Regions from separate parts of the Homo sapiens genome. Here region 1 is linked to region 2. The links are chromatin contacts, found by Hi-C or POLR2A ChIA-PET in ENCODE. All regions are on one chromosome and are shown on one strand. Each heading gives the region's core, a stretch centred on a gene start or an enhancer-like site at or near the end of the contact. The rest is flanking DNA. Distances are from core to core; before and after follow the strand shown.

Region 1 (5,235 bases), core at 2,516-5,015, 270 kb before region 2:
AAATAACTGAACCAGAAAGTCGTTTCTAACAAGAATACAGATAAACATTACAAAGAACAAAGAAAAGATATGTTCAAAATCTGTCAGGTTCCAACAAGGGTTACTTTTTCCCTGAAGAGAGAAGATGAACCATTGCCTAGAAGTAATGTGTAGCTGACTGTCCCGTGGTTCTATGTCTGAGTAACACAGTCTCATCTCTCATGTGTATGTGTGCATATATACATGTATATGACTATAGTGGTATCAGCAATCATGTATATTTTCAAGCTTAAATATGATGAAATTGTTAAAGGACTATAGTCCTAATTAAAACTAATACAGAATATACTTAATCACACTTCTGTTCCTAACTTGTCCTTTTAGGCATGATCTTATCTCTTGATTGTGGCCACCCGTAAAGAAAAGCGTATCTCTAATCTCAGAAGCACAAGGAGTTCATACCAGGAAACCAAGATTAGTAAGTATTTTTGTGGTGAATACCTTTTGAATAAGACAGGATTAATGTAACAGTTAAAAGTATAGAAATATAAAAGTTACGAACTTACTGGTGATTTTTTTCTTTGGTGTGGACATTTGTTGATCTTTAAAATATATCACAGGAGTAAATAAAAGATCTATAGAATTTACAAAAATGTCAAAATGAACCAGAAGACAATAAAGTCACTCAAGATATATGTTAATGACCTCATAGAGGAAACTTTTTTTTTCCTTTCAGGAACATCATGCTATCGTCTTTCAAAATTACTATGTAGGATCAGTGGAACACTAGACACTGACAGAGTGGGCCCTGCATCCTTCACTGCTTCCTCATGGAGGGATTTCCAGGACAGGGGCCCTCTTTGCCTGTCTCCGCCCTTGGTGGCGAATATGGGTGGGGGATGGATCTGGGCATGCTCACATCAGCCCCTCCCTTGCTCTTCTCTCTTTGGATCTTGCTTGCAGTGAGAGGGCTTTTTCTTCCTGTTTTTTGGAGGGTGAGATCTGCGCGGAGCTGTTCAATGCTGCCTGGACTGGGTATTAGTATGCTTAGCTCAAGGTGAAGTATAAGCCAACTCATGAGGCCCAGCAGTGCATCCCCTTTCTTCTCTGAGTTCTCCCCAGTACAAATCTGGTGCTTGGATCTCTTTCTGACTCCTCAGTTTATCTGTCAAATGGTTCCAAACTTGAGTAGGGTGAGAGGATCATCCCCCGTCAAATGTACATTATTCATACACTGTAATGGCGTAAAAGAACCCTAGACACATGGACTCCCTTGCTAATAAGTGCACCTTCAAAGCGATAGTCATTATTTAGCATTTATCGGAAGAGGCTGGCCCCAGCTCTGGTGAAGGGCAGAGAAGGTGTGGGTGGCCTCACGTGTTCTCAATGTCACAAAATGATAGCATTAAACAGACCCACTCCCTCATGGAAGGCAATTTGACGACCTTCTATTGATATTGCAACATGTGTCTCTGGCAGCAGATCTCAATCCTTATGTAAGGGATATGGGAAGACTTCCTCCACTTCATGTATATGCTTTCCCTAAGCAGATCTGGCAGATGCAAATTTATCCATATCTTTTCATTTCCATTGAAGTTTTAGTATCCACATCCCCTCCTGAAGACAGAAAACTTGTCTTTGTAACCCTTTTTATTTCAGCTGATCTAAATAATTAGTTCAGATTTACCCTGACAAATGGCTTTTACCATTTTTAGTTTCTTACCCTGTAACAAAATACTGCCATCAAGTTTTGATTATGAAAATGGCTGAAGGCAAGGGACCATATGAGAGAGCGCAATCAACAACATAGTCTTTTTGCCCAACAGAATTGGACATTTTTGGCTTAGAGAATTAAAGCACAATGACTGTTCCTGAAAATCAGTACAGTAGTCATAATAAAACTTTTTTCTTGGCTGGGCACAGTGTTGCATGCCTGTAATCTCAGCACTTTGGGAGGTTGAGGTGGGAGGATCACTTGAGCCCAGATCTTGAGACCAGCCTAGGCAACACAGTGAAACCTCGTCTATGCTAAAATAAAAAAAAAAATTAGCCAGGTGTGATGGTGTGAGTCTGTAGTCCCAGCTACTTGCTTGAGCCCAGGAGAACAAGGCTGCAGGGAGCCATGATCATGCCACTACACTCCAGACTGGATGACAGAACAAGATCCTGTCTCAAAACAAAGCAAACAAAACAACTTTTTCTTTTTAAAATTGAACTACTTATTATAACTGCAGACATTTCTATACAATATTTCTTTTTAATCTCTTGAAATTAAATCCTATTTTTTAAAGAATACACATGATTAAATACAAACAAAAAACCCCTCCAAACCCTATTGGATTTCCAACCTCAGCTCACAACTGATACCTTATACAAAAGTTAACTAATATCAGTCTTCAACAGGCCAGGGATGGTGGCTCATGCCTGTAATCCCAGCACTTTGGGAGGCCGAAGGGGGAGGATCACTTGAGTCCAGAAGGTTGAGACCAGCATTGGCAACAAAGTGAGACCCTGTCTCTACAGAAAACTAAAAAATTAGCTGGGCATGGTGATGCATGCCTGTAGTCCCAGCTACTCGGGAGGCTGAGATGGGAGGATCAACTGGGCTCAGGAGGTCATGATCTTGCAGCCACAACACTCTAGCCTGGGGGACAGAGCGAGACCCCATCTCTAAAAAAATAAAAAAAAATTAAAAAAAATCTTCAACATAAATGTGAATCTAAAACTATAACATTTCAAGAAGGAATCATAGGAGAAAATCTTTGTGACCATAAGTTAGGTAAAGATTTCTTAGATAAGACAACAAAAGGGTGATCCATAAGAGAAAAAAAATTGATGAACTGGGACTTCATCAAAATTAAAAACCTCTGCTCTTCAAAATGCAAAAGATATAAAGAGAACACTGAAAGTACATCTTCATCTCTTACTTTTTCTTCCCAGTCCAATTTCCCTCTCCAGCATCAACCAAATACTGTTACCATTTCTCAAGTTCCCTCCTAAGCCAGCCCATACATAATAAGCATATAGATATAAGCTGTATGGTGGTTCTAATGCTTTTTTACTTAGTTTTTTTTTTTTAATTCCATATTCAATAGATTTATTCGATTATTCAGTGTAGTCCTACACTCCCAAAAGCATTCACTGGTCATCCATGTAGCCGAGGCAAAATTCTTTGCAAGTAATTAGTTTTGAAGTTTACTTAAGCAAATATGGAAACAAAACATTAAAATTTTTAATTCGTTTGCCTTGGCTAAAACAAACAAAAAATATTTCCTAAGTTATCAGCTCACTGTGTATTATTTAGGCCATACTTCATATTTTAGCTATGTCAGCTGTGGTATCCTGGGGGAAAGATGTTGTCATGTGGGGCCTCACACCAAAATATTATTTGAAGTACATAGAAACCAGCTTCTTCAATTTCTTCCATTTCTTTGGGCATTGTGTTTTCAAATAATGAAATTCTCTCTTAAAGAAAAATGAGGATCTCTTTAGTCACGTTGAGGACTAGAGGAAGTATTTTCCTCAGGCTGAATTTTTTGTTTTTTGAGACTCTGTCATCCCAGACTGGAGTGCAGTGGCACGATCTCAGCTCACTGCAACCTCCGCCTCCTGGGTTCAAGTGATTCTTGTGCCTCAGCCTCCCAAATAACCGGGATTACAGACGTGCACCACCAGGCACAGATAATTTTTGTATTTTAGTAGAGACAGGGTTTCACCATGTTGGCCAGGCTGGCCTCAAACTCCTGACTTCAAGTGATCTGCCCACCTCGGCCTCCCAGAGTGCAGGATTACAGGCAGTAGCCACTGCGCCTGGCTCTCAGGCTGAATTAAAATCACCTTTCACACTCCACAGCACAACTTACTTCCCAGATGACTCACTCAACTATTGGAGTGAGCAAGAAGAGTACTCCCATCTCTCTTTTACTATCTTGTTTTATTTACTTCACAGCATTTATTACTGAAATGACTACACTGATGTATTTCTTTTTAGACTTTCTGCCTCTGCCCCGACTCCAGACCTGGGAGTCCGAGGGGGCTTCTGTCCAGCTGTGCATGGCTGTGGTTGAGGGTCTGGTGTCAACAGATCCTTCTCCACCATATCAACTCCATTTCTACCACTGGGATTGGCCCTTATTACTGTTACCTGGTTTGTACACTCAGCAGCAGTTTTCAGACGCGAAAAGATAAGAGATGAGCATTTAGAGTAATTATCATCAATTCTGCAGCACTGTTTCGGGTGTAAAGGTTGTGTGTTCACCCGATTTCACATCCTCCAGACCTGCACTGTCCCACTATGGTAGCCATTAGCCACATGTAGCTATTAAGTGCTTGAACAGTGGTTAGTCAGAATTGAGACGTGTTGTAAGTGTCAAGTACACAGCAGATTTAAAAAATTTAGTTTAAAAAGATATTGGAAAATGATCTTATGACAATTTTTATATTATTTACATGTTAAAATAATATTTTGAATATATTGGGTTAAACAACATGTACTATTAAAATTAATTTCTTTTTCCTTTTTAATGTGACTACTAGAAAACAAACTGCATATGTGGTCTTCATTGTGGTGGTTCACATTCTGTTTCTACTGTACAGTGCTCCTTGAGGCCTAGTTCTAAAAGTTCCCTCACTTCTCACAAGGGTTACTGTCTGTTTGTCCTACTAGAGGTTCGCCAGATGCTCTACTGAACAGGAATTATACAGCAGAGCCTCAGAATCTAAGGACTTGGTCTCTGAGGGACCGATATTTGGGGTAGTGGTGATAGATTTGTCCATGATAGTGGCAAAAAGTTGTCCTCCAATTTTTTACAAGTTTCCTATTTGCTGACTTCCCATCAAGTAATATTAGAAATGATTCTAAGCTTGCATTTCTCAAGCCTTTCCACTCTTCTAAGACATCCACACATGGTCAGCATGTCTGGGGCACCGTCGGTGCTACCCATTGACAGATGAGAGCCCTCCATCTCCAGCAGAGCCTTCTCCTTCAGGCAGTGAGAGAAGACTCCGCTTCCATAGACAGGATCATCCTGTTCAGATCAACTACAAGGCCACAGTTGTAAAGGAGTCAGTCCTGCCAGCAGCTGTGAGCATGGATAACTATCAGTCATGGGGAGGAAGCTGTCGCCTCCAAAGATTTAGGGTAAAAGGCAGAAGATAGCAGGCTGTGGGGTGGAGATGAATTTGACTTTTCTCTCACGTGAAATGCAGGTAAGCCCCGAGTCATGTAACAGAGCAAAGCAAAAATGTTGTAACACG
Region 2 (5,276 bases), core at 935-3,434:
TCCCACTTGAATCTCCCCTGCACCCCCCTGAAGAGCGCTCCACTGTATTTTAATGAATCATCTGAGTGCTGTTAGGCCAAGTGGTGACTCAGTTTTTTGGCTATTGGGGATGGCAGGAGAGTTCTCTTAACTCAGTTTTGTGGATTTCTGTATGGTGGAAAATGGGAGGAGGTGGTGAAATCCTTAGTCTTAGTAGCACTGGTTAGGGAATTGCTACAGCAGGGGAGAGGTAGAATAGGGAAAAAAGCAGCTGGCCAGGGATAACCTTAGCCATGCACAAGGCAAGCTGAGGTTTGAGAAAAAACGGAAAAGTTGGGAGATGCTGGCACAGCTGTCCTTCATAACCGCCTTCACATCCGCTCTCCCTAGCACTGAAGCCTCCCTGCGCTTTGGAGTCCCTGGCAGAGACTGGTTTGGGCAGTCTTTCCAGTGAAATCTGGTGAGCTGTCTGCTGCTTTAGCCAAGGAGTCCTGCTACTGAATGACATAAACAGTTCCCTTTCTTCAAGGGTGAAAGTATATTGGTGTGTTCTAGCAAACCAAGCAAAACGTGAAAAATATTTCAATTTTTAGGTGGCATTTGGTCAAGTGATTGCCTATGTGGTCTTCAAAGAATGTCTCCACTGGGGATTGACTATCATGATGCCAGAATTTTCCAAATCCCTAGACTCTTGAAGATCTTTCTAGCTGCTATCATTTGAAAGCTTAGCAGATTGTTGTTTATATCTACACACCCGCATTCTTCAACATCAGCACTGCAGGCATTTTGGGCTGGAGAATTCTTTGTCGTCGGGGGGTGTCCAGGGCACTGTGGGATGTTTAGCAGCTTCTCTGGCTTCTACTCTCTAGTACACCCCTCTCCCAGTGGTGACAACCGAAATGTCTCTAGGCATTGACAAATGTCTTCTGAGCAGAAGCGCAGCTCTGCAAAGAGACTGTCTAGGATACTAGACTTTTCCTTTTTACTCACTCTCTTATCGCATGGTACCCCTAGCTATGTCTCCTTGCCCTGAGGGAACGTTCGATTTTTTTTTAAGGAAATTCAGGAGAAAATATTTTTTAATTCCACAAAAGAATTAATGCAGAATTGAGAGACTGAACTGATGATGATTTGGTATATAAGGGTTTGAAAGACCTCTAATGTTTAAATTAGGCTTGTTCCATGGATGTCCAGAGTGCCCTGGAAAGCATGACCCATTTGAACCCAGGAAGCAATCAGCTCTGCCACCAGGAGCACTGGGCAGCCATATGATCAGAAACTGGGTTTACAGTTCAAACCCAGTACTGGGTTCTAATCCATACTTGCACAATGATTCAGCTTACGTTTTAGCTTGGCAGTTCTAGAAATCTCTGGCTATCTCAGTTTTACCAGTTCTAAAGTAAAGAGAGGGATTCGCTCCTCCTCTCCCTCCCACAATTCCCAAATTAGTGATCAACGACAGCAAAACGAATTGGGTCCAGCATGTAGACAGTGGTGAATTCTGGACTTTGCTGGGCAAGGGAATCTCAAGTTGAGGCTCAATTGTGAGGTGTAACAAGGTGTGTAAAAAAAAACGTTCTCTATATTCTTAAGAAGGGAGTTGCTACATAAATTTGGGGCATATCTAATTCCTAATGGTTTACCAGGAGTTTGGGAATACTGGAATCAAGGGGTGAAGAGTCTCAGCTTTTCTTTTTTGTGGGGCCGGAAGTAGTAGCTTGATAGGCACTGCTTAGAAAGCCTTTTTTTTTTTTTTTTTTTTTTTTTAGGTCTCTTGAGGACCTGGAGAAGCGATGTAGTATACTAAAGATATCTTAAAGTGCTCAAACACTCTGGCTAAATAAAAATTTCTCAAGACATTTCTTTCCAACTCGAACAAAATTACCAAAATATGAGGACATTGGTAACATTTAAACAGCAACCTTAATAGACCTATAATAGTAAACAATACGACTGTATTTGGTTTGAGGGAAAGAAGTTTATCTAGCTAATGCTATTTTCCTGACATTCTACCAATGCAAAGGACCCTGGATCCAATACTTTAATATGTCATTGTGTGGAAATCTCAGCTCTGGCCTCTTAAGAGTACTAAGAAGATTCCCCAAGCTAACTCTGACATTGTTTGGGAAACTTGGCTCCTAAGAGCAGGCGTGGGCTGCTTGGTTCCACCCTGGGCTGGGGAGCTTTTCAACTGGTATTGTGTCCACAGGCTCCCTCAGCTGGTGTCTCCGAAAACGACAGGCTGCTCCTCATACTGTCCTGAGCGCTCAGAATTAAACTGATGGGGCCAGGGGCACACTCAGTGCCTGCGCTGGGGACTGGATCCCAGGCCCCCCTCTGTTTTCTCTTCTATCTAAGAGTGCCTTCGTGCATAGACATGACAGCATTGATGAGCTGTGGGATGGCTGCAATCCCTACTTCATAAAAAGATGTGGGTCAGTAGAGAGAGGTGGGAGGAGAGGCATAAGGCTGGTTGCAAATCTCTTTTCTGTGACCTGCCAGTATAATTGAAGCTACATTGTTAGTTACACCTCATCTATGAAATGGGTTACACCTCATCTATGAAATGGGTTAATCATTTCCTCTCCTACACGGACACACACACACACACACACACACTCACACTCATATATTCTCATGGTCACACACACACACTACTCATAAGGATGTTGTGAGAATTAAACAAGATAATGGTTATAAAACCACTTGATAAACTGCAATATGTCATAAAATTTTGAAACTATTGTTTTTGTTGTACATCATGAGCAGTATGTCCTGTGTTCCTACATCTTTTAGAGACCATTCAATACATTTGGAATCTATTACCAAATAGAAATAGTTTCCAAAACAAACATATCTATCTTCTTGTCAGTTAGAATTAGTCAAATTTTTATCATAAATAACTATTATTATATAAACCAGTTATATGGGAACTGGTGTAAAATAGCCAAGAAAGGGGGGAACTCTACTAGACATTCCAAATAAATGTGTAGTTTCTTCATGTGTGTGTGCATGGGTACTTTGTTGAGGGAATATTTTGCTCACCATTGGCCTAGAATAAATGTTTGTTAAATGAATGAAAGAAAATATACATTATATAATGACTTTCCATCAAACAGTCCCCCTCAAGTTTATCCATATTCTCAGCCATGGCAGGATTTTCCATCACACATGGTCCACATTTGAATGTTCATATTCAGAAACACGGCTGGGTGAAACTAAAGTTTACTCATTTTTGGATGGCAGAAACAAACCACAGATTGAAATAGAAGACATTGTAAGCAATGTGTCTGACATACTTGGTGACTAAGATAGAAAACAATTCCTTAGATGCCTTAAAAGTGACATTTATTTTATATATCCAACTTTTCATGAAGGCAATCACACAAATTAAGATTGTTAACACATACTCTAATGAAGGATTAAGTAGAAATTTAAATGGAAAGATGACAAAATCCAAAATAACAATTTTTGGTTGAGATCCAAGAAAGATGACTTATGAACACATTTCTTTGTTTAATGCCAGACCCAGTAAAAGTACCATCTTGGTTATCTGGCATCTGTTCCATGCCTATTGGCATTCTTAACGCACACTGTAATGATACAGTGGTTCAGCAGAGGGATGCTTACACTTTGTTGAAATCTGAATATATTAATTTTAATTGCTTTAAATTAAAACTGAAGACGAGGTAAAAAAAAAAAAAACCTGATGGTCTTAGAGTACTATATAAGCTGGTGCTAGATTTTACCTGATGTCTATACATAATGATTTCCAATTATGCAAAGCCACATTGGAATGGGACAAAATAAAAGTGGGATAGGGATAGAATCTGATATTTATTTGGTTCCTTCTTTGTGTTAGACACTTTATGTGCCATTTCATTAGCTTCATATGCACCCACGCACAGAGTTTCATGCTCCTTATTTCAGAGATGAGAAATTTTGGGCTCAGAAAATTTAATTGCATGTACTAGAACTGGTAGAGAAAAAATGGAAACTATGCCTTTCTTGGTGGTGGGGAATACCACCACCTCAGTTTGGATTGGAAGGTTGGAAGAAAGAAAAGATATCGAAGGAAAGTAGACCTGAGAACTAGGCTTGGTAAACAGACAAGGTCCCATTGGCCACCCAGCAGAGCAGAAGTATAGAGTAAAAGCACATTGGTAGGAAAAGAAAAATATTATCACAGATATCCCAAGGGCTGAGATGTGTAATATTTAGTCCATTAGTCCATTAGCCTTAAATGGAAAATAAATATTCTTTTCAAGTGAAGTAAATCTTGAGTCTCCCTCTTTATCCAACTCCATCAAACTGATTGGTGCACTGGAAATATTTCCAGAGGAACCCAGACTAGGAAATAAGTCTGGTGCATGAAGATGACGGTCTATGTAATCTAGAACCTTTCTACTCCAAGTGTGATATGCAGACCAGCAGTATCAGTACTCCCTGGGAGCTCTTTGTGATTGTGGAATCTCAGTCTCCAGCCCAGACCTGCTGAATCGAAATGTGCTTGGAAAACTCCTCAGGTGATTCGTATGCACATTAATGTTTGAGAAGCACTGATCTAGAATAAAATTTTTTAGTTTCAGCATCATCTATTCACTTTCACATACTTTTTAGATAATTATAAAGGATATTTCACTTTATTCATCCATACCATACACATAGCAAAATATTGTAGGAACAATATCTTAGATTTCACTGTTTCTCATCCTCCTAACTTTTCCTAATAAAACAAAAAGAAATGTCTCTGTATTTATTTTAGTTTTGTACATATTCTACTTGGTCTTTTCTCTTGTTCCTAAAGACTATATGATAAGTACATTAGGGCTGAAATATATAGAAGAGAGTTAAAGTCCTATCAGGGAGGGAAAATGAGAAAGTACGCTGCTAATAATGAGTATGCTGTTTACTCTTTTATTATCAACTCTAATAATTTCTTTGTCCCAGTACTTCCTGGCTTTCAATGAACAGTAAAGTACTGGAACCAAGGAATTTGTTCAATTAAGAGTGCAAAGCCTTTCATTTATCAGGCACTGGCTTAGGTTGGAGGCAACTATGCATATAACATTATATTTTCCCACAACAAAATACCAGCAAACCAAATTCATAGCATATTAAAAGGATCATACATCAGGATCAAGTGAGATTTCTCCCTGTGATGCAAGAATAATTCAACATATGCAAATCAATAAATGTGACATACCACATTAACAGGATGAGGGATAAATATTATCTGATCATCTCCATAGATGCAGAAAGAACATTTGACAAAATTAACTCCTTTCATAAGAATT

The links. A loop is a pair of places that touch in the nucleus more often than their neighbours do. ChIA-PET counts read pairs that join two places held with the same protein, here RNA polymerase II (POLR2A). Pooled maps may share reads with other maps.
Region 1: a loop to region 2 is called in a pooled map, with 3 times the contacts of the local background. The contact joins two enhancer-like sites. A Hi-C loop is called at or near these places in 3 of 168 maps with a recorded cell type or tissue (endothelial cell of umbilical vein, mammary epithelial cell and sigmoid colon), 1 of 37 single-sample maps with no recorded cell type and 4 of 50 pooled maps. POLR2A ChIA-PET finds 5 or more read pairs at or near these places in 1 of 52 experiments (activated T-cell).

What each region holds. Positions count from the first base shown.
Region 1 is chr4:168,859,102-168,864,336 of GRCh38, reverse strand. All of the region lies in intron 10 of PALLD (palladin, cytoskeletal associated protein), which reads right to left. It overlaps LOC102723331 (a long non-coding RNA gene), which reads left to right. Exons shown (of 2, transcript XR_007058358.1): 2 at 364-5,235. Among named protein-coding and RNA genes, the nearest start is that of CBR4, 150 kb to the left of the region's middle. Within about 2 kb of position 3,765, at least 2 of the 41 ENCODE cell types and tissues checked have a DNase peak (open chromatin) inside an H3K27ac peak, as active enhancers do.
Region 2 is chr4:168,582,624-168,587,899 of GRCh38, reverse strand. The region is part of intron 2 of PALLD (palladin, cytoskeletal associated protein); the gene reads right to left. The region is part of intron 1 of LOC124900807 (a long non-coding RNA gene); the gene reads left to right. Among named protein-coding and RNA genes, the nearest start is that of PALLD-AS1, 63 kb to the left of the region's middle. Within about 2 kb of position 2,184, at least 6 of the 41 ENCODE cell types and tissues checked have a DNase peak (open chromatin) inside an H3K27ac peak, as active enhancers do.